2 separate regions of the Homo sapiens genome follow, and region 2 is linked to region 1. A link is an interaction called in ENCODE POLR2A ChIA-PET data of the cell type or tissue named here. Cell type or tissue: endothelial cell of umbilical vein. All regions are shown on one strand. Links, peaks and the distances in the headings refer to the core of each region. The heading gives the core; the rest is flanking DNA. Region 1 has its middle 10 kb from the start of LUZP1. Region 2 has its middle 28 kb from the start of LINC01355.

Evidence for each region. ChIA-PET counts read pairs that join two places held together with the same protein. Peaks named below come from ENCODE experiments on the same cell type or tissue, not always from the same donor. Only the 100,000 strongest peaks of a DNase experiment are listed, where the experiment ranks them.
Region 2: POLR2A ChIA-PET joins it to region 1 with 5 read pairs; 8 of 35 experiments call an interaction of 5 or more read pairs at or near these places.

Annotation. Positions count from the first base shown.
Region 1 is chr1:23,173,357-23,184,799 of GRCh38, reverse strand. It overlaps a transcript of LUZP1 not described here. Among named protein-coding and RNA genes, the nearest start is that of LUZP1, 10 kb to the right of the region's middle. RefSeq lists silencers at 6,792-7,021, 7,112-7,211. In endothelial cell of umbilical vein, for the core only: a CTCF peak has its summit at 7,000; a DNase peak (open chromatin) is centred at 6,919; H3K4me3 peaks cover 787 bases; H3K27ac peaks cover 1,810 bases.
Region 2 is chr1:23,251,521-23,262,963 of GRCh38, reverse strand. No RefSeq gene overlaps it. Among named protein-coding and RNA genes, the nearest start is that of LINC01355, 28 kb to the left of the region's middle. In endothelial cell of umbilical vein, for the core only: no CTCF peak of the experiment used is centred there; no DNase peak of the experiment used is centred there.

The DNA.
Region 1 (11,443 bases), core at 5,720-8,219:
CCGATCAATTTTCCTTTGCAAGGGGGAATGGTGAGCGGGGAATAGCAAAGCCAGCCTGGCGCGGTGGCTTGTACCTGTAATTGCAGCACCTTTGGAGGCCGAGGCAGGTGGATCTCTTGAGCTCAGGAGTTTGAGACCAGCCTGGGCAACACGGTGAAACTCCGTCTCTACAAAAAACACAAAAACTAGCTGGGTGTGGTGGTGCATGCCTGTAGTCCCAGCTATTCAGGAGGCTGAGGTGGGAGAATGCCTTAAGCCTGGGAGGTCAAGGCTAGGACAGCATTGTACTGTATACATTATACATATATACATATACATTATACATATACAGAGGTGAATTCTGCCTCAGTCAAGGAGGTAGTATGGAGTAGTGGCTAAGAGCCTGGATGCAGGCATCACACAGACCGGGTGGGAAACCTAGCTTCCTTTTGCTGCAGGGGGAACTCCCTGACACCTAGCTCACGAGGTAGCCTCTGACACTTAGATTTGGGTACAAGATAAGGTCCTCATTTACTGGGGCTCTACACAGAGTTGGAACTGCTGGTGCCCTCTTCCTGACAGGTCCCTTTTCCAGACAGTTGATGGTCAACTCCAGTCCAGCAGAGAAGTTTCTGCAAGAAGGCAGGAAGTCTTTGCTGCCACCCAGAGAAGGTAAGGCTGATGGAATCCAACAGCTTCACAGCCCAGGATATGTGTGAAAGCTCATCCATACTTCTGTTCATTTCATGACACACAGATGTGCAAAGGGTCTGAGGCTGAAAATGGTGAATGATTCAGGGGTGCTGAGAGTCTAGAGTTCGGGGGTGCTGAGAGTCTAGAGTGCCTGAGAAGAAAGAGAGGGTTGGAGAAATAAGCTGGGCCTTGGGGACTTGACCAAGCTATCTACTTTGAACTTTATCCTGGGAGCAACAGGGAGCTATTGAAGATTATTTAGCAAAGGAATGATACAGTTAGACCAGTGTTGAAACCAATCACTCAAGCTGGGTGTAAAAGAAGAAATGGGCCGGGCGTGGTGGCTCACGCCTGTAATCCCAGCACTTTGGGAGGCTGAGGCGGGCAGATCACTTGGGGTCAGGAGTTTGAGACCAGCCTGGCCAACATTTCGAAACCCCATCTCTACTAAAAATATAAAAATTACCTAGGTGTGGTGGCATGCACCTGTAATTGCAGCTACTCAGGAGGCTGAGGCAGGACAATCGCTTGAATCAGGGAGGCAGAACTTGCAGTGAGCCAAGATCATGCCACTGCACTCCAGCCAGGGTGATAGAGCGAGACTTCATCTCAAAAAACAAAAACAAAAACAAGGAATGGAGGTGGGGGAGCCTGGAGGCAGAGTCCAACTAGAAGAGCTGCAGGCTGGAATGGGGTGATTACACTGATAGCTGATTTTTCATCCACTCAGAGCTTCTCATCGGTGAAGGGGCACTCGAGTGAAATTTGTCTGGCTTGCCCAGGAGACAGCTCCCACAGGGTAAGGGGCTGCCCTGGGGCCAGAGAGGAAGAGTGGTTGGTCCCAGCAGCAGGTGTGTCCAGGGAGATCTTCGATATAATCAGACGGCCTGGGAAGAGACAGGTGGCTAATGAAAGAAGCTAGATTCTGGGTCAGGTTGGAGGGCAGAGGCAGTGTGCGATCTAATGGTTAGGAACACATAATGGCACCAGACACATCTTGTTCAGGTCCCAGCTCTGTCTCCTCTTGGCTGTGTGGTTGTGGCCAGGTCACTTTGGCTTGCTTTCTTTTTTCTTTCTTTCTTTCTTTTTTTTTTTTTCAGACAGAGCCTCACTCTTTCGCCCAGGCTGGAGTGCAGTGGTGAGATCTTGGCTCACTGCAACACCCGCCTCCTGGGTTCAAGCAATTCTTGTGCCTCAGCCTCCCGAGTAGCTGGGACTAAAGGTGCATGCCACCACTCCCAGCTAATTTTTGTACGTGTTTTTCAGTAGATACGAGGTTTCGCTATGTTGGCCAGGCTTGTCTCGAACTCCTGACCTTAAGTGATCCACCTGCTTTGGCCTCCCAAAATGCTGGGATTACAGGCGTGAGCCACTGTGCCTGGCCCATGTTGCCTTTCTGAGCCTCAGTTTCCTCATCTGTAAAATGTGATTATGAATAGGGCTCGTGCCTTGAGACTACTGTGGGGGCTGGACGAGGGAATGTGTGTAAAACTCAGCACAGCACTGGGTGCCTAGGAAGCACTCAATAAGGGAAGCTTCAGGTTCTCAGCCCCCATCAAAGACAGTCTGTTGTTGGGGCAGGGTGGTCATTCTGGCTTTGCAGCACGTCTCCAGGCCAGGGTGGCTTCAAAAACTGGCCAGTCTGAGCTGATACCACACTAAGTTACGCCAAGAGAATTCCAGCCAGAAGCAAAGAAATGATGCTTTGGACAGCCCAGGACCACATTCTGGGGGAAATGTGCCATTTCTGTTCCACTTTTTTTTTTTTTTTTTTTTTTTTTGAGACAGAGTCTTGCTCTGTCGCCCAGGCTGGAGTGCAGTGGCTCGATCTCGACTTACTGCAAGCTCCGCCTCCCGGATTCACGCCATTCTCCTGCCTCAGCCTCCCAAGTAGCTGGGACTACAGGCACCCACCACCACGCCTGGCTGATTTTTTGTGTTTTTTTTAGTGGAGACGGAGTTTTGCTGTGTTAGCCAGGATAGTCTCGATCTCCTGACCCCGTGATCCACCCGCCTTGGCCTCCCGAAGTGCTGGGATTACAGACATGAGCCACTTGCGCCTGGCATTTTTTTTTTTTTTTTGAGACGGAATTTAGCTCTGTCGCCAGGCTGGAGTACAGTGGCGCAATTGTAGCTCAGTGCAGCCTCGCCCTTCTAGGCTGAAGCGATCCTCTCACCTCAGCCTTCTGTGCCCGGCTGATTTTTTTATTTTTTGTAGAGACAAGGTCTCACTTTGTTGCCCAGGCTGGTCTCAAACTCCTGAGCTCAAGCAATCCTCCCACCTTATCCTCCCAAAGTGTTGGATTACAAGCATTAACCACTGCACCTGGCCTCTGTTCCAATTTTTGAAACATTAAAAATTATTCTGCTTCTTCCAGGGGTTCTACGTGATATTCTCTGTTTTATTTTGCTAGTTTCCTTTTTATTTTGTGGGTGGTTGTATACTGAAGTCTTCCTATAATACTAGTTATTGTGATAAACGTTTTATGTACATTCTTTTTTTTTCTTTTTCTTTTTTTTTTTGAGACGGAGTTTTGCTTTTGTTGCCCAGGCTGAAGTGCAATGGTGTGATCTCGGCTCACCACAACCTCCACCTCCCAGGTTCAAGCGATTCTCCTGCCTCAGCCTCCCCAGTAGCTGGGATTACAGGCATATGCCACCACGCCTGGCTAATTTTATATATTTAATAGAGACAGAGTTTCTCCATGTTGGTCAGGCTGGTCTTGAACTCCCAATCTCAGGTGATCCACCCGCCTCGGTCTCCCAAAGTGCTGGGATTACAGGCATGAGCCACCGTGCCTGGCCTTATGTACATTCTTTCATGTAATCTTTATAGCAACCCTTTCATGGTGTTTTTGTGTTATTGTTCTCACTGTGTGGATGAAGAAACTGAGGCTTGAAGAAGTTAACAAACGTTCCTGGGTCTGTCTGACACTAACCCCTTTGCCCTTCATTACTACACTTACCTGGCCTGTCAGCAGAAAGGTCCCTAGGGCCTTAGGTTACCCTAGTATCCTGCCCCAGAATTACCCAGTGAGTAGAATACCAAGGTTTGTCTGGACCAAAAATAAGAGAAACAACCTTTGGGAGGCCGAGGCAGGCAGATCACGAGGTTAGGAGTTCAAGACCATCCTGGCCAACATGGTGAAACCCTGTCTCTACCAAAAATACAAAAATTAGCTAGGCATGGTGGCACGTGCCTGTAATCCCAGCTACTCGGGAGACTGAGGCAGAGGAATTGCTTGAACTGGGACCCAGGAGGCAGAGGTTGCAGTGAGCTGAGATCGTGCCACTGCACTCCAGCCTGGGCTACAGAGCAAGACTCTGTCTCAAAAAAAAAAAAAAAAAAAAAAAAAAGAAACAACCATGTGACACGGGGCACAACTCTGTCTGATTGAGGAACCATCCATTGTATTAGGGTCACATGTGTAATACATTCCCTGAGAGTTTAATGCAGGGAAAAATTTGTCTCTCCCAAATCACTGGCCTGATTCTTCCAACCATATCACAGCAATAGCTAATTCTTCTATACGATTTACCATGTAACAGGCCTGTTATGAGAATGAAATATGCAGCTGGGCGCGGTGGCTCATGCCTATAATCGCAGCACTTTGGGAGGCTGAGGCAGGTGAATCACTCGAATCAGGATTTCGAGACCAGCCTGGCCAACATGGTGAAACCCTGTCTCTACTAAAAATACAAAAATTAGCCAGGCGTGGCAGCAGGTGCCTGTAATCCCAGCTACTCAGGAGGCTGAGGCAGGAGAATTACTTGAACCTGGGAGGCAGAGGTTGCAGTGAGCTGAGATTGCACCACTGCACTCCAGCCTGGGCGACAGAGCGAGACTCCACCTCAAAAAACAAAACAAAATGAAAAAAAGAACTAAATATGTCTGAAGTCATTTAATCCTTCCAGGGACCCTAAGAAAGGGGTTTATTATTATATTATCCTGTTTTTCAGAAGAAGCAACAGAAGCACAGAGAAATTAAACAACTACTTAAGGTCGTGTGACTAGTAAGTGGTAGAGTTGGGTTTCAAAACAATGTAATTTGCCTCCAGGGTCTGTGTATTCAATCACATGTTTACTACTTCCTACACAGTTTGTAACTCATCCTGGTTCCCTCTTTGCTTTGACTGCCAGGAAACTCAGAACCATGATTTGTTTGTTCTTCACAGTTACTATCCTTAGAAAACTCAGCCCACCATTTCTACCCTAATTAGTCCGTATTTCATCTTTCTTTCCTTTTTCCCCACTGGCCTTTGAGCCAGGCTTTTATCGCTCCCGAATTCTTGTTCTTTAATTATCAGTCAAATGGTCTCGAGGCTGCAATGAAACTACCTTGAAACCCTTTTTGGAAAACACATTACATAAGACATCAGATGAACAGAGATGGCTTCTGACCAGCTGAGGCAGTTGGACACAGTTGAAGATGTCTTTTGAGCATCTTTCGTGTAACCAGCACTGTGCTCTGTCATGTGGAGGATACAACAGTGAGCCCAAGGTAGTCCCATACTAGTTATGCCAACTGCTATGATAGATAAATCCTGAAATCGCAACGCCTAAATACAATAGAAATTAGTTCAATGTGTGCCCCCCTCAGTCAAGTGATGAGTGAGACCCAGGTTGACTAAGGCTCTGCCCCGTTCAACTTGTAGCTTCCAAGGGCCCCCTGGTGTTGACATCTGATTGGCAGATGAGAGAAAAGAGCTTTGAGCAAGCATACATCCTTCTTCACCACTTTGGCCAGGACATGGCATTCATGTTCTCTGCCCATATCCCACTGGTGAACACGAGTTATGTACCTAATTAGCAAGGAGTGCTGGAAAATGTAGTCTGGCTGCTTTTCTCAGAAACAACTCTACACGTGGAAGGGGAACAGCTTTGATGAACAGCTGACCTTGTCCCAGTTTACGAGGAACTTAAAATTATTGAACCGTCTACCCTTATAGAATGGCTAAGAATACCATGCAATATGTAATGTGGCCACAGGGAGGAAAATGGCCTGGCCTTGTTTACAAGAAACCACGGACAAAAAAAGGAGCATTTAAGGCTGGGCACAGTAGCTCGTGCCTGTAATCCCAGCACTTTTGGAGGCCAAGGTGGGTGGATCACCTGAGGTCAGGAGTTTGAGACCAGCCTGATCAACCAATGAAACCCTGTCTCTACTAAAAATACAAAATTAGTCGGGTGTAGTGGCACACGCCTGTAATCCCAGTTACTTGGGAGGCTGAGGCAGGAGAATCACTTGAACCCGGGAGGCGGAGTTTGCAATGAGCCAAGATCATGCCATTGCACTCCAGCCAGGGCTATAAGGCGAAACTCCGTCTCAAAAAAAAAAAGGAGCATTTACGTTTAAACCAAATCTATTTGTCCAACAAGGGAATGGGATGGGGGTGTGGAGAGGGGGAGAGTTTATCATGATAGTGAGTATTCAGGCAGAGGCTAAGTTTTCACTTGGCTGAAGGCTCTAGAAAGGGTGACGTGACAGATGCCTCCTATCAGTCCTTCTAAGTGTGAACTTCCATGTAAGGTTCCCTTAGTCACCTCTGAGCACTTACTTTGTGTCAAGTTCTCGGTAAGGCTCTGAGGACCCAGAAACAAATGAGACAAGGTCATGGTTACTCAACTGAAGTGCTGAAGCAGGATAGAGAAAGGCTGAGCTCTGGAAACAGGAGGCTGGAGTTTAATTCCTAGCTCTGTTATTTCGTAGCTGTGCATCACTGGAGATGCCACTTGGCCTCTGGTTCTGTTTCCTCATTTATGAACTAGGAACAACAGTTATCTTCATAGATTACAGGAACCCAATGACAAAAAACACCTGGAGTATTTGTAGCACAGTGCCTGGTATGTAGTAAGCATGTTATTTTATTAGTAGTAATATTTTTATGATGACCTTGGATAAGTCACTTCATTTTTCAAAGCCTCAGCTTTCTCATCCATAGGATGGAGTTAACACTGACATCATGGGGTTGGAATCTTGCTGTGTCGTGGGGTCGGGAGCTGCCATTTCGTCTCTCCGCTTCCTCCTGGGATAAGTGGGTCGCATCATGCCCACTTGATCGCGGACGGAAAGCAGCCCCGTTCAGCGCAAAGGAGGAACCTGAATTAACAAGGACGCGATTTCCTGGCTGCGCTCCCGGGGTAGGAGGTTTGCGCTGGGTCCCATCCCCCGGCCGGTCCTGCTCAGGAAACGCGGAGAGAAAGCCAGGAACCAGGCCTGCCAGGCCCTGCGGCCCCTCAGCGCCGTCCCTCCTCCCCGGCCCTCGGCTGCAGGAAGCCGGCTGGCGGGAACGCCCTGCCTGGTGGGTGGGAAAGGCCGAGAGCGCGCCCGGCACCGGCGGCTTCCCAGGCCCGCGGCCGGCTGGCGGCGCGGAGCTGTCACTGCGGCAAACGGCGAACGCGCCGGCCCCCTCCCCCGCCGCCCGCAAGCCTGGTGCAGTCGGCCCATGAGTATTTCATGAAGTGCCGCAGCCGGATTCATGGCTCACTGGCGCAGGAGGGGAGAGAGGCTGAGTCCTGTCAAGCGCCAGCGCCCCACCCGTCACGGAGCGCACGCCGCGGGGGCCAGGCTGGGGAGGGAAGGGTGTCCAGCCCTCTCTTTTGGGTGGTGAGATGCTGAGGCCTGAGGGTTTCTAGGTGAGTGTTCAAGGTCATGGCTAGTAAACGGCAGGGCCAGGATGCAACTCGGGGTCTGTTTCATCCTAAAGTTTGTGCCTCGGGTCTGTGGTTCTGCTCCAGGTTTTTGGGGTGTTTGGGGGGCGGGGGTTACGTTCTTGCCGCACCTCAAGAACCAGAGTTCTGTACCCTGGGGCTACCGATGTCCTCTCAGAGGTCTGTGAACCCCTTGTAATTGTGTAACATGTTGTGTGTGTTGCATTTTTCTTCGAAGTTTCAAAGGCGTCAGTGATCCAACAAGGGTTAAGAATTATAGCCCTCTGCAGGGCATGGTGGCTCATGCCTGTAATCCCACCACTTTGGGAGGCCGAGGTGGGAGGATCGCTTGATTCCAGGAGTTTGAGACCAGCCTGGGAAACATAGTGAGACCCCCCCCCCATCATCCTTACAGAAAATTTAAAAATTAACTGGACGTGGTGGCACACGCTTCTAGTCCCAGCTACTGTGGAGGCTGAGACAGGAGGATTGCTTGAGCCCAGGAGTTTGAGACTGTGGTGAGGGGTGATTGTGTCACTGCACTGCAGCCTGGGTGACAGAGGCCAGACCCTGTCTCAAAAAACAAAAAACAAAAAACCCCCCAAAATTATAGCTCTCCAAGTCTGCTTTGAGGACCCCAGCTTCATGAGAGGTTGAGGTTCCTCTATGTCTATAGCCTCTTGAGAATATTTCTGCAAAGCCCCAGCTGTTACTCTGTAGCAACTTGGGGGCCTCTACAGGATCCCAGATCTTTCTACTGGATCTTGAGACTCTTTCTATAGGGTCTTGAGATCTCTCTGGGGATTTGAGCTGTTTATGGGGTCCTGGTGTCTCTTTCTGAGGTTCTGACATCTCACTATAAGGTCGGATGGTCCTCCATGGAATGAATTCTAAACCTGGGCCTCAGAATGCCTATGAACTCCCTGAAATTGTATGCAAGATTTTGTGGGTCTGTCTGTATACATGGAATTCTGGAGACAGGTTTCATGGATTTCACTAGATTCTTAAAAGAATCTGTGATCCCCCAAAAGCTGGGAAAAAATATTGCTTTAGAGCATTCATTTGGACAGGTCTTACTCCTTTCTCGTCAATAAAAGTCAAGGAAGTAGGGGGCTGGGCTATGGTGGGTCACACCTGTAATCCCAGCACTTTTGGGGAGGCTGAGGTGGGCAGATCATTTGAGGTCAAGAGTTCAATACCAGCCTGGCCAACATGGTGAAACCCCGTCTCTACTAAAAATACAAAAATTAACTGGGTGTGGTGGCGCACGCCTATAATCCCAGCTACTCGGGAGGCTGAGGCAGGAAAATCACTTGAACCCAGGAGGTGGTGGTTGCAGTGAGCCCAGATCATACCACTGCACTCCAGCCTGGGCGACAGAGCAAGACTCCATCTAAAAAAAAAAAAAAAAAAGTCAAGGAAGTAAAAGGTGGAGGAAATAAAAGACAGATAAGAGACAGTGTTTTCTAGTAGAGTATGGGCTTTGTACTCAGGCATTCCTGGGTTAAAATCCCAATTTTGCCACTTACCAGCTGTGTGACCTTGAGCATGTTCCTTACCCTCTCTGAGGCTCCATGCCACCTCTTCTAGGAAGCCTTCTCTGGCTCCTCAATTCAGTTAGGTCCCCACCCTGCATTCCCCCAATCCCTCCTGGCATATCACCTGATTCTTTGCAGCACTTAATGGAATTGTTATTAAGTAATTGTGTTTAATGTTGTCCTGTTTCTCCACTCCTCCAGTCCAGGAAACTTGGGACTTTTGCTGTATTACAGTCTGTGTAGTGCCTGGCACATGTTAGGCACTCAGCCATTTCTTATGAAATGCATAAAAATGTAAAGGAATGGAGGGATGCAGGCCAGACACTGTACTAGGGACAGAAAGGGATCAGAAATTAATAAGCATCATTCCTGTCGTCGAGGAAGTCCCAGGCTGGAGGGAGAAATAAGATGCATGAGAGGAAGACTGTCCTAATTGCGCTAATGGGGGATGAACACTAATGGAGGCAAACACTAGGGGGGAAAGCACCAAAAGGTCCAAAGACGAGTGAGACCTAGTCCCTGAAGAGCTGAGATGCCTTTCCTTTGTATTATGTGTTACGATTTACAAAGCACTTAGCTTACATGAAATAGGTGGGTATACACTTACTCTGCAGAGGTGGGAAAACTGCTGCTGAGAAGAGTTCAATGACTTGCCCAAAGCCACCCAGCCAATAATGGCTGCCTGAGTGCATAGCTTATTTGCTTTGGAATACAGTCCATTTCCTCCTGGACTTGGGCTTTGATGTTGCACATGTCTTGGTTTAGATCCTACTAGATGTGTGACCAGTAAGTGACTTTCCCTGTCTGAGCCTTGTTTTCCCAGTCTGCAAGATAGCAATAATGACCCCCTATAACCTTTAAGAGATAGTATATGCAATATACTAGCAATAATGACCCCTATAACCTTTAAGAGGTAGTATATGTAAAGTACCCAGCATGATTCTTGGTTCAGAATAAAGGATCTATAAATGTTTGTGGAATGAATGAATGAATGAATGAATGAATGAAATGCATGTAGTAACGGTTGCCCTGAAACATGAGGGAGGAAAGGAATAGAGGGAACTTAAAATCATGCCATTTTGGGGATGATAGGAGAATTGAGGGCTATTTTATTCCTTCCTATTCTGACTTTCTATGATTCTTGGCAGACTTTGCACTGGCCTCAATCATACTGGGTAATCATTTGTTGTTTGCAAACCAGCAAAAGTGAGCCAACTCCAGCTTGGTTAGCTTTCTTTTTATGTATATCTTTATTGCCTTTTTTTCTGATGACACAGTAATACTTCTACATGTAAAAAATTAAATTGCAGAAAGATATAATGAGTGAAAGTGAAAGTGCAAGTTTAGACATGGTAGACACAAGGTGCTGACATATTGTGATTCTTTGGAAGGTGTGGAGGGGGCATAGGACAGTGTGATGGTGAATTTTATGTGTCAATTTGACTGGGCTAAGGGATGCCCAGATAGCTGGTAAAACATTATCTCTGAGTATTTCCAGGAGATATTAATATTTGAATTGGTAGATTGAGTAGAGAAAATTGCCTCCACCAATGTGGGTGGGCATGATCCAATTCACTGAGGGCCCAAAGAACAAGGGCCCTTGTCCAATTCACTGAGGGCCCAACAGAACAAAAAAGAGGAGGAAGGAAAATTTGCTCTCTCTCATTGAGCTGGAACATCCATCTTCTCCTGCCCTTGGACATTGGAGCTCCTGGTTCTCAATCCTTGGACTCTGAGACTTATACCAGCACTTCCCTGCCCACAAACCCCCATTCTTAGTACCACCATCTTTTCTGGTTCTCCAGCTTGCAAAAGGCAGATTGTGGGACTTCTCTGCTTCCATAATCTTGTGAGCCAATTCTCATAATAAGTAAATTATATATATATATACTCCTATTGGTTCTGTTTCTCTGGGGAACTCTGACTAATACAGACAGGGACAAAAAAAAATTCTCCCTGCTTAAAATTCTTTTTGTCCTGGCCTTGTCATGGTTCCTGAGACTTCTATTAGGTGTCTTACTTTTGGCTTCTAGCATTGAAAGTTCAAATGCAACCAAGGGCTAGGGTCAGGGGAGAAAGTGAAAATCATCTCGGCATGGGCTTTCTTGGAACCCCACGAAGGAGGAGATGGGATCTGTGGAACTTTCTATTGCAGTATGCACAGGTGGCTCAGATGCCCACTGCTGGTATACCTTGTAGCTGTGTTTTTACCCTCTTTCCCCTCCATAGCAAAGTCTTTTTTGGAAGTTCTCACTATATGCACACACAGAACAGCAAAACAGGCTGGGCACAGTGTCTCACACCTGTAATCCCAGCACTTTGGGAGGCCAAGGCAGGTGGATGGCTTGAGCTCAGAAGATGGAGACCAGCCTGGGCAGCATGGTGAAACCCCATCTCTACCAAAAATACAAAAAAAATTAGCTGGGCTTGTTGGCAGGCACCTGTTATCCCAGCTACTTGGGAGGCTGAGGTTGGAGGATTACTCGAGCCTGGGAAGAGGAGTTGTAGTGACCCAAGATCATGCCACTGCACTTTAGCCTGGGTGACAAAGTGAGACTCTATCTGAAAAAAAAAAAAAAAA
Region 2 (11,443 bases), core at 6,598-9,097, 77 kb before region 1:
TCTCGGCTCACTGCAACCTCTGCCTCCTGAGTTCAAGCGATTCTCCTTGGTTGCTGAGTTCAAGCGAGTAGCTGGGACTACAGGCGCACGCCACCACACCCAGCTAATTTTTGTATTTTTAGTAGAGACGGGGTTTCGCCGTGTTGGCCAGGATAGTCTCGCTTTCTTGACCACGTGATCTGCCTGCCTTGGCCTCCCAAAGTAGAGTCGGGGCTCACTGTGTTGCCCGGACTGGTCTTGAATTCCTAGCCTCAAGTGAACCTGCCAAAGTGCTGAGATTACAGGCATGAGTCACCACACACAGCCAAAATTTGTATTTGTAATTTTTAATCATTTTTCTTTTTTTTTTTTTTTAATTCATACAGAGTCTCGCTCTGTCGCCCAGGCTGGAGTGCAGTGGCGCGATCTCAGCTCACTGCAAGCTCCGCCTACCGGGTTCACCGCACTCTCCTGCCTCAGCCTCCCGAGTAGCTGGGACTACAGGCGCCCGCCACCACGCTCGGCTAATTTGTTGTATTTTTAGTAGAAACGGGGTTTTACCATGTTAGCCAGGATGGTCTCGATCTCCTGACCTCATGATCCACCCGCCTCGGCCTCCCAAAGTGCTGGGATTACAGGCGTGAGCCACCGCGCCCGGCCTTTTTTATCATTTTCTTAAAGATGGTCCCCCCCAGTAGCCTAAGCTTCAGGCCCCACAAAACCCAGATCTGACCCTAGAGTAAGACAATCCTTGCTTCTACCCCATCCTCACATACTCAAAGTTTTTAAACCTCTTTAGGCATCAGTTTCATTTGAAAAATTGGTTTATTAATGGTGATTTCCTAAGATTCTTGTGAAAACTAAGTGATAAAATGGAAACTGCTTAGCCTACTGCCTAGAACAACCACACACTCAATACATGGTAGCTGTTATGAAAATAGTGATATATTCATTTCCTGATAGTGGAAATCAAATGTGGTGACCGCTTCAGTTGGGAGAAGGACTACCAGCTTCCTGATGGCGGGAAACCACGATGACACTGAGGAGCTAAAACATTTGGCTAGAACCATCACCAAGGAAAAAGTCTGGTTTTGAAAATGATGCCAGGCACGGTGGCTCACATCTGTAATCCCAGCGCTTTGGGAGGCCAAGGCAAGCATATTGCTTCAGCCCAGGAGTTCAAGACCTGCCTGGGCAACATGGCAAAACCCTGTCTCTAGCATTGCAACATAGTGAGACCTCATCTCTACAAAAAATACAAAAATTAGCTGAGTGTGGTGGCATGTGCCTGTAGTCCCAGCTACTTGGGAGTCTGAGGTGGGAAGATTGCTTGAGCCCAGGAGGTCAAGGCTGCAGTGAGCAGTGATCATGCCACTGCACTCTAGCCTGGATGACAGAGCAAGACCCTGTCTCAAGAAAAAAAAAAAGAAAAAGCAAATGATGATGGAATATTCAAGCTTACAGTCTAGGCTCCACCATAGAGGAAAAATGAAGAACAGAGAACCCAGAACTACCTTCATGGGTTTCTTTCTAGAAGAATCTCTTTTAATGGATTCTTTCTGTGTTCTATGGGCAGCTGACCCCTCTGCAGACCCATTTATTTATTTATTTACTTATTTATTTATTTTAATTTTTGAGATAGGGTTTCACTCTGTCACCCAGGCCAGAGTGCAATGGTATGATCTCAGCTCACTGCAACCTCTGCCTCCTGAGTAGCTAGGATTACAGGAGTGTGCCACCACACCTGGCTAATTTTTTGTATTTTTAGTAGAGACAGGGCTTTGCTATGTTGCCCAGGCTGTACAGACCCCTTATTTAAACAGATACAGCATTAGAGGCCTTACAGGTGTTGGTATCAATTCTATTTCTTGCACTGGATGGCAGGTTCGGGGATTACAGTATTGTTTTCTAAACAGTAAGATATATTATGTAAACTTTCTTTATGTGTGTGGTATTTTTGCAAATTTGTTTAAGCTTAAAAAAATAACTGCAGGCCAGGTGCAGTGGCTCACACCTGTAATCTCAGCACTTGGGAGGCCAAGGCAGGAGGATCACTTGAGCCAGGAGTTTGAGACCAGCCTCTGCAACATAGTGAGACCTCATTTCTTTTTCTTTTTATTTTTTTAATTGAGACAGAGTCTAGCTCTGTCGCCCAGGCTGGAGTGCAGTGGCGCAATCTCGGCTCACTGCAAGCTCCGCCTCCTGGGTTCACGCCATTCTCCTGCCTCAGCCTCCCAAGTAGCTGGGACTACAGGCGTCCACCACCACGCCTGGCTAATTTTTTTGTATTTTAAGTAGAGATGGGGTTTCACTGTGTTAGCCAGGATGGTCTGGATCTCCTGACCTCGAGATCCGCCCTCCTCGGACTCCCAAAGTGCTGGGATTACAGGTGTGAGCCACCGCGCCCAGCAGTGAGACCTCATTTCTTGGGGGAAAAAAAAAAAAAAAGGGAGGTCAAGGCTCTAGTGAGCTGCAATCACACAACTGCACTTCAGTATGAGTGACAGAGAGAGACTCTGTCTCAAACAGCAACAATAAAAGCGTGCAGTATGGTCCTCCCTTATCTCTGTCCCTGATTCACTGTAATCTCCAGGGCCTCCATTTCCACTTTTGTAAAATGGACCTCTCTAGGGTCTCTTCTGGCTTTAAGTCTATGGAAGTGTATATAAGTGTATAAGTCTATGAATTATTTGCTAAACCGAACAGAACAATAAGAACTTGAGTCTGACAACCTGTCTGAACACCTCCCCACTCTGCAGCAAAATGTATTTCTGTCTTGACATCTAAAATGGAAGCTTAATTGCTGATAAGTGGTTGACAACTGGTAAATGCATTTTGGGTGGATTTAGAGAAACTAAATCTATAACGTACATCGGAACATCAGAAGATGCTCTAGAAAGTTGGGCTTCAGGGAATGAAGTAAGGGGCCTACAGGTGATGGGAGGACCCTCAGCCTGGCCAGGAAACCTGTGGGGCCCGGGAATTGCAGCCCTGTTCCCCACAGTCCTTCAGTAAGAAGTGACAGCAAAGACAACAGGTGCCATTTATAAGACATTTATGATCCCCTATCGCTGAGCTAGTTGCTTTCATGGTCATGTAGTGCTTCTGACAACCCTCTGGTACTATTTAATGAGAAGTATCATTTATCCAGAAGTTAGTATTGCCAGGCTCTATCTTACACATAAAATATCTCATTTAGTCTATGAGGTAGGGACTCTTATTATCACCAAATCACAGGTGGAGAAACTGAGGCACAGTTGCCCAAATAAAAAAAAGTATTTATTTTTATTTATTTATTAAAAAAATGTACCTCCGCCTCCTGGGTTCAAGCAATTCCCCTGCCTCAGCCTCCTGAGTAGCTGGGACTACATGCATGCGCCACCACGCCCAGCTAATTTTTTTTTTTTTTTTTTTTGCGACGGAGTCTTGCTCTGTCATCCAGGCTGGAGTGCAGTGGCGTGATCTCGGCTCACTGCAAGCTCCGCCTCCCAGGCTCACGCCATTCTCCTGCCTCAGTCTCCCGAGTAGCTGGGACTACAGGCTCCTGCCACCACGCCAGGCTAATTTTTTGTATTTTTTTTTTATCAGAGACAGGGTTTCACCGTGTTAGCCAGGATGGTTTCAATCTCCTGACCTTGTGATCCGCCCGCCTCAGCCTCCCAAAGTGCTGGGATTACAGGCGTGAGCCACCGCACCTGGCCAAAAAAAATTTTTTTTGAGACAGGATCTCAAAAAAAAAAAAAATCTCGAGGTTGCAGCCTAGGCTTGAATGCAGTGGTGTGATCATGGCTCACTGCAGTCTCCACCTCCCTGGCTCAAGTGATCCTCCCACCTCAACCCTCCCAGCAGCTGGGACTATAGGCATGTGCCACCATGCCTGGGTAACTTTTGTATTTTTTGTAGAGGTGGGGTTTCACCATGTTGCCCGGGCTGGTCTGGAACTCCTGGGCTCAAGTGATCCTCCCGCCTCAGCCTCCCAAAGTGCTGGGATTACAAGTGTGAGTCAACATGCCTGGCCCCACATCAAATAACTAATGTATGATGGAGCTGAGACCTGAACCAAGCATTCTGGCTCCAGAGTCCATGCTCTTTTTTTTTTTTTTCTTTTTAAGATGGAGTCTCACTCTGTTGCCCAGGCTGGAGTGCAGTGGCAAGATCTCGGCTCACTGCAACCTCCGCCTCCCAGGTTTAAGCACTCTCCTGCCTTAGCTTCCCAAGTAGGTGGGACTACAGGTGCACGGCATCACGCCTGGCTAATTTTTGTATTTTTAGTAGAGATGGGGTTTCACTATGTTGGCCAGGCTGGTCTCAAACTTCTGAACTTAGGTGACTCGCCTGCCTCAGCCTCCCAAAGTGGTGGGATTACAGGCTTAAGCCACTGCACCCAGCCAGACCCCATGCTGTTAACATCCATACTCTACTGTCTTCCAGGATAGCTCTGAAGGAGTGCTATTATTATTTCCAGTTTATGGATGAGGAAACTGAGGCTCAGATTGATGAAGTGACTTCCCTAAGGCTGCATAGTGTGTAAATGGCAGAGCCAGGCCTCAATTTCTGGTTCATGTGTTTTCTTTTTTTAATTGATCATTCTTGGGTGTTTCTCGCAGAGGGGAATTTGGCAGGGTCATAGGACAATAGTAGAGGGAAGGTCAGCAGATAAACAAGTGAACAAAGGTCTCTGGTTTTCCTAGGCAGAGTGTTTGTGTCCCTGGGTACTTGAGATTAGGGAGTGGTGATGACTCTTAACGAGCATGCTGCCTTCAAGCATCTGTTAAACAAAGCACATCTTGCACTGCCCTTAATCCATTTAACCCTGAGTGGACACAGCACATGTTTCAGAGAGCACAGGGTTGGGGGTAAGGTCATAGATCAACAGGATCCCAAGGCAGAAGAATTTTTCTTAGTACAGAACAAAATGAAAAGTCTCCCATGTCTACTTCTTTCTACACAGACACAGCAACCATCCGATTTCTCAATCTTTTCCCCACCTTTCCCCCTTTTCTATTCCACAAAACCGCCATTGCCATCATGGCCCGTTCTCAATGAGCTGCTGGGCACACCTCCCAGACGGGGTGGCGGCCGGGCAGAGGGGCTCCTCACTTCCCAGTAGGGGCGGCCGGGCAGAGGCACCCCTCACCTCCCGGACGGGGTGGCTGGCCAGGCGGGGGGCTGACTCCCCCACCTCCCTCCTGGACGGGGCGGCTGGTCGGGCAGAGGGGCTCCTCACTTCCCAGTAGGGGCGGCCGGGCAGAGGCGCCCCTCACCTCCCAGACGGGGCGGCTGGCCTGGCGGGGCTGACCCCCACCTCCCTCCTGGACGGGGTGGCTGCCGGGCGGAGACGCTCCTCACTTCTCAGACGGGGCGGCTGCGGGGCGGAGGGGCTCCTCACTTCTCAGACGGGGCGGTTGCCAGGCGGAGGGTCTCCTCACTTCTCAGACGGGGCGGCCGGGCAGAGACGCTCCTCACCTCCCAGATGGGGTCGCGGCAGGGCAGAGGCGCTTCTCACATCCCAGACGGGGCGGCGGGGCTGAGGCGCTTCCCACATCTCAGACGATGGGCGGCCAGGCAGAGACGCTCCTCACTTCCTAGATGTGATGGCGGCCGGGAAGAGGCGCTCCTCACTTCCTAGGTGGGATGGTGGCCGGGCAGAGAGGCTCCTCACTTTCCAGACTGGGCAGCCAGGCAGAGGGGCTCCTCACATCCCAGACGATGGGCAGCCAGGCAGAGATGCTCCTCACTTCCCAGACGGGGTGGCGGCCGGGCAGAGGCTGCAATCTCGGCACTTTGGGAGGCCAAGGCAGGCGGCTGGGAGGTGGAGGTTGTAGTGAGCCGAGATCACGCCACTGCACTCCAGCCTGGGCACCATTGAGCACTGAGTGAACCAGACTCCGTCTGCAATCCTGGCACCTCAGGAGGCTGAGGCTGGCGGATCACTCGCGGTTAGGAGCTGGAGACCAGCCCGGCCAACACAGCGAAACCCCGTCTCCACCAAAAACATACGAAAACCAGTCAGGCGTGGCGGCGCGTGCCTGCAATCGCAGGCACTGGGCAGGCTGAGGCAGGAGAATCAACCAGGGAGGCTGCAGTGAGCCGAGATGGTGGCAGTACAGTCCAGCTTCGGCTTGGCATGAGAGGGAGACCGTGGAAAGAGAGGGAGAGGGGAGACCATGGAAAGGGGAGAGGGAGACGGAGAGGGAGAGAGGGAGAGGGAGAGGGAGAGGGAGAGGGAGAGAGAGAGAGAGAGAGAGAGAGAGAGTCCAATGCACCGGTTCATGTGTTTTCAAAGCCCATGCTGTTCACCATTGTCCCATATTGCCTCTCTTGGTCAGTTACCAAATGGCTACTGTGAGCCCCGCTCTGTGCTAGCAGCAGCTGGGAAACAAAGTAGGAGAGATGTTGGAGAAGGATGCACCTGTCTTTGCCCTGGAGCTGCCACTAATTCACTGTGTGACCTGAGGCAAGTCAGAGCCTCTCTCTGGGTCCCAAGTCCCATGTGTAAGTGAGAGGCTGAGCGATGTCCCAGACTGTGGCCAGGACATGTCTGGTGACATAGGATAAGGATATAGGGCTTGGCAAAGAGCAGAAGAGGAGGCTTTAAATGATCAGACTCCCAAGGAGGACAGAAGACCTTCAGGGTGGAAATGACCTGAAGCTTAAATCAGAAAAACCCCCTTTCTCCATCACTGTTTCCTCACTTCTTCCCAGAGGAGAAAGATCAGAAAAGGAGGTGAGAAAAAAGGGCTGGGGGAAGGCCTATTAAGTTTCCTGTGACCACTGTAACACATCTCCACAAACTTGATGACTTAAAACAAGAGAAGTTGCCAGGTGCAGTGGCTCACGCCAGTAATCCCAGCAAGTTGGGAGGTCGAGGCAGGAGGATTGTTTGAGCCCAGGAGTTCAAGACCAGCCTGGGCAATATAATGAGACTTGCTCTACAAAAAAAAAAAAAAAAAAAAAAAAAAAAAATCAAAAAATTAGCCCATGTTGCAGTATGTGCCTGTGGTCCCAGCTACATGGGAGGCTAAGGCAGGAAGATCGCTTGAGCCCAGAAGGTTGAGGCTGCAGTGGGCCATGATCATGCCACTGCACTCCAGCCCAGGTGACAGAGCAAGACTCTGTCTCAAAAAACAATGGCTGGGTGTGGTGGTTCATGCCTGTAATCCCAGCACTTTGGGAGGCCGAGGTGGGTGGATCACATGAGGCCAGGAGTTCAAGACCAGCCTGGCCAACACGGCAAAACCCTGTCTCTACTAAAAATATGAAAATTAGCTGGGTGTGGTGGTACATGTCTGTAATCTCACCTACTCTGGAGGCTGAGGCACAAGAATTGCTTGAACCCAGGAGGTAAAGGTTGCAGTGAGCCATGATCGCACCACTGCACTCCATCCTGGGCGACAGAATGAGACTGTCTCAACAACAGCAACAGCCACAGAAGTTTATTTTCTCACAATTCTAGAGGCCAGAAGTCCTAAATCAAGGCAGTACTCCCTAAGGAGTCTCAAGGGGTGAGTCTATTCCTTGCCTCTTCAGCTTTTGGTAGCTGGTGGCCTTCCTTGGCTTGTGGCTGCTTTGTCTCTTCTCTGTCTTCACATGGCTTTCTCCTCTGTCTGGCCAACATCCCTTGCCTTTCTCTTATAAGGTTACTTGTGATTGGATTTAGGGCCCACCGGGATAATCAAAGATAATCTTCCCAATCTCAAACCCTAAACTTAATTAAATCTGCAAAGACCCTTTTACAAAATAAGGTAATATTCACAGGTTTTCAGAATTAGGATATAGTTTTTTTTTTTTTGATACAGGATCTCAGGCTGGAGTGCAGTGGAGTGATCGGAGCTTACTGCACCCTTGAACTCCTAGGCTCAAGCCATCTTCCTGCCTCAGCCTCCTGAATAGCTAGGACTACAGGCATGCACTAACATGCCTGGCTAATTTTTAAATTTTGTAGAAATGAGGTCTCGCTATGTTGCCCAAGCTGGTCTGGAACTCCTGGCTTCAAGCGATCCTCCTGGCTTCAAGCGATCCTTCTGTCTCAGCTTCCCAAAGTGCTAGGATTACAAGCGTAAGCCACTGTCTCTGGCCTGGACGTATTTTGAGGGACAATTTTTCAACCTACTACAGAGGGGAAAGACAGAGAGAGAAATGAAGTTGAAAGATGGGGAAGGGCACCACAAGCACTGATTTAGGAGCTGCTCATCTCTGCCAAAATGCTGAGTAATTGCCCTCTACTACTTGGTCTTGTTCCTCAATCAATCCGTACAAATCTGTAGGATGCTCCCAGCTAGAAGGTCCATATTCTGCTCTTCTGAGTCTCCCAGTACTTAGCAGCAGTTTTACAACACTGGCTGGGCTTGCTGCAGCGGGAATCCTAACAGACAATGTGGGATAGGTATAGGGGTTTGGAGACCTGGGTTCTGGGTCTGGCTGTACCACCAGCTCTCTGTCGGCCCCGGAGCCAGACACTGCTCTTCTCTGCACCTCACTCCTGTCCACACACCGTTGCCCATGCTGCTCTCTTGTCTTGGGTCTCCTTTCCACCCTCTCTCCCTTCTCCAATCTCAGCTTACCTATGTCTTCCAGAGATCCTTTACCTAACTCCCAGGGTGGGGCTAGTAGCTGACACCCTGACGACAGGCAAATGCATTTTGTTTTAAGTGGCTTAGAGAAACTAAATCTATAATATCCCTGAAATGGCCTGTTTCTTTGTCTGTCATCCACAGAAACCCACCAACCCATGAGCACCTCAAGTGGCCAAGAGCCTGGAGTCTGACTGCTTGGGTTCAAATCAAGGCTCTGCCACTTACTGTCTATGTGGCTTTGGGACAGTTACTTACCCTTTTTGTGCTTCAGTTTCCTCATCTGTAAAATGAAAGTAACAAGAATAACATCTGTCGTCCAGCGTTATAACTAAATGAGCTGTTATCTGTAAAGTGCTTAGGCTGGGCCTGGCATGAGGTAAGCACATATTTAATACTAATTATCAGCATCATTATTTGTATCCTCAGGGTCAGGCACACAACAGGCACTTGTGAAAGTGTTGATGGAAATCAGGTGATTTCCAGTTCTTTTTTTTTGAGACAGAGTTTCACACTTGTTGCCCAGCCTGGAGTGCAATGGCTCAATCTCGGCTCACTGCAACCTCTGCCTCCCGGGTTCAAGTGATTCTCTTGCCTCAGCCTCCTGAGTAGCTGGGATTCCAGGCGTGCGCCACCACAACTGGCTATTTTTTATTTTTAGTAGAGATGAGGTTTCTCCATGTTGGTCAGGCTGGCCTTGAACTCCTGACCTCAGGTGATCCGCCCACTTCAGCCTCCCAAAGTGTTGGGGATTACAGGCGTGAGCCACTGCGCCTGGCCTAAGTTCTTTCCAGTTCTGCACATGCTTTTTTTTTTTTTTTTTTTGAGACAGAGTTTTGCTCTGTCACCCAGGCTGGAGTGCAGTGGCTTGATCTTGGCTCACTGCAACCTCTGCCTCCCAGGTTCAAGTGATTCTCCTGCCTCAGCCTCCCGAGTAGCTGAGATTACAGGCATCCTCCACCACGTCCAACTAATTTTTATATTTTTAGTAGAGACGGGGTTTCACCATGTTGGCCAGGCTGGTCTAGAACTCCCGACCTCAGGTGATCCACCTGCCTCGGCCTCCCATAGGGCTGGGATTACAGGCATGAGCCACTGCACCCGGCCTAAGTTCTTTCCAGTTCTGCCCATGCCCCAAGGTTGTGCCAGTGGTGAGATGGAACAGGGAAAGCCAGGCAGCAGCTACAGCGGCGTAGACAGTGATTTGAGCACACGCAAGCTCGGACTGGTGGGGAGCGTGGCCAAGCGCCGCATCTGCGATCCTGGTTCTTTGCAGAAACCATCCTGCCTCCTCTCTTTTCAGCCTCAGCCATCCCCTTTAGGGGTTTGCTGAGGATCCACTGTCTGAAAGCTGTCATGAGCCTGAGCAGGTCAGCAGCTGACCAGCCCAGAGGAAGCCCTTTCTTCAGTTTCCTCGGGTGGCCACAGTGTTAGACACAGGAGGAGAGAGGCTGGGCCAAACAAAATGCCCGCAGCCTTGCAGGGAGACCTGGAGTCTGCTGTGAGTGGGCAGTTCCCTCCCTCCCATGTCCCTCCCCACACACATTTGCCCACAGGTTGCAACCTTTTTTATTTTTATTTTTGCCTTCATGGACCAGTCTTAGGAACCTCTGGCATCAATGGATGGAGAACCAGAAACACACAAGATTTGGGAGGCCTAAAAGATGATTGTTGTTATTTTATTTATTTGTATATGCTCTGCTTTTTAAAAAAAAAATTGATTCAAAACACCATAAGGTTATTCAGAGTGACCTAGCCTAGGCTGGCAGTGGTCAAAGTTGTTTTCCATCTTCCTGCCCCCAGGGCATACATCTTCCTAACCCAGGTCCCTAGATGGTGGTCTCTCTCAGCTGCACACCAACCAAGCCCAGCTGAGGGTTGGCTGGTCTAGTGATCTTTCTCAGAACTATTTGCATTTGAGAAGCATGGGAAGCCCCAGCACCCCACTCCTTCCAGGCCACAGTTCCCAGGAGCCCAATGCTCTGGGAGATGGTACCAGATAATCTTTCATACATTCAATCAACAAATGTTTGCTGGTGCCAGGGCTGGAGATACAAAAGAGAAAATAAGGATCCTGCCCTCAAAGCCTCACCAATTATTGGGGAGATGTGCAAGCTACAAATAAGATAATTATGATAATAGAAAAGGGAATAAAATGCCACAGAAGGCCAATAACAGGAACTGACATTTGCTGAACTCCCTTGGCTGGGAGCTCTGCTATGTACTTTTATCATCCATGAACACATTGAAACCTCATGATGACCCTGTGAAGCCCCCATTTTACACATGAGCAAATTGGGGCTCTGAGAACTACAGAAATCTGGCACAAGTCCTACAGCTCATAAGTGACTAAGCCAGATCTGTCAGGCTGAACTCTGTCTGAAAAGACAGGGAAGCTTCATAGAGGAGGTAGCTTTTAAATTGAGACTTGGAGGTTGAGTAGGAGGTGGCCAGATCAAAAAGTTGAGGGAGAGGAGAGAGAAAGATGAGTACTACAGTTGGTGAGAACCAATGAAAACTCAGCAACTTTAAGGAGTAGGGGAGAGCGACTACTCCTTCTTTTCTTCACCTCCCATGGTCCAGAGTTGCTCACCCCTGGTCCAGAGCCTGCCCAGGGCATTCACACCCACACCTGGAAACCCATGTCATCTGCAGAGGGATGTTCTCTTCCTTGTTTCCCTAGCTGGGAGAATTTCTGGGAGGCAGAGTGACAAGAGTACCTGTTCTGGGACAGCCATGGTCTGAATGTTTATGTCCCACCCCCTCGATTCCTATGTTGAAATCCTCACTCCCTATATGATGCTATTAGGAGGTGTGGCCTTTTGGAGCTGATTAGGTTTGGGGATGGAGCCCTCATGGCTGGGATTAGTGCCCTGATGAAAGAGACCCAA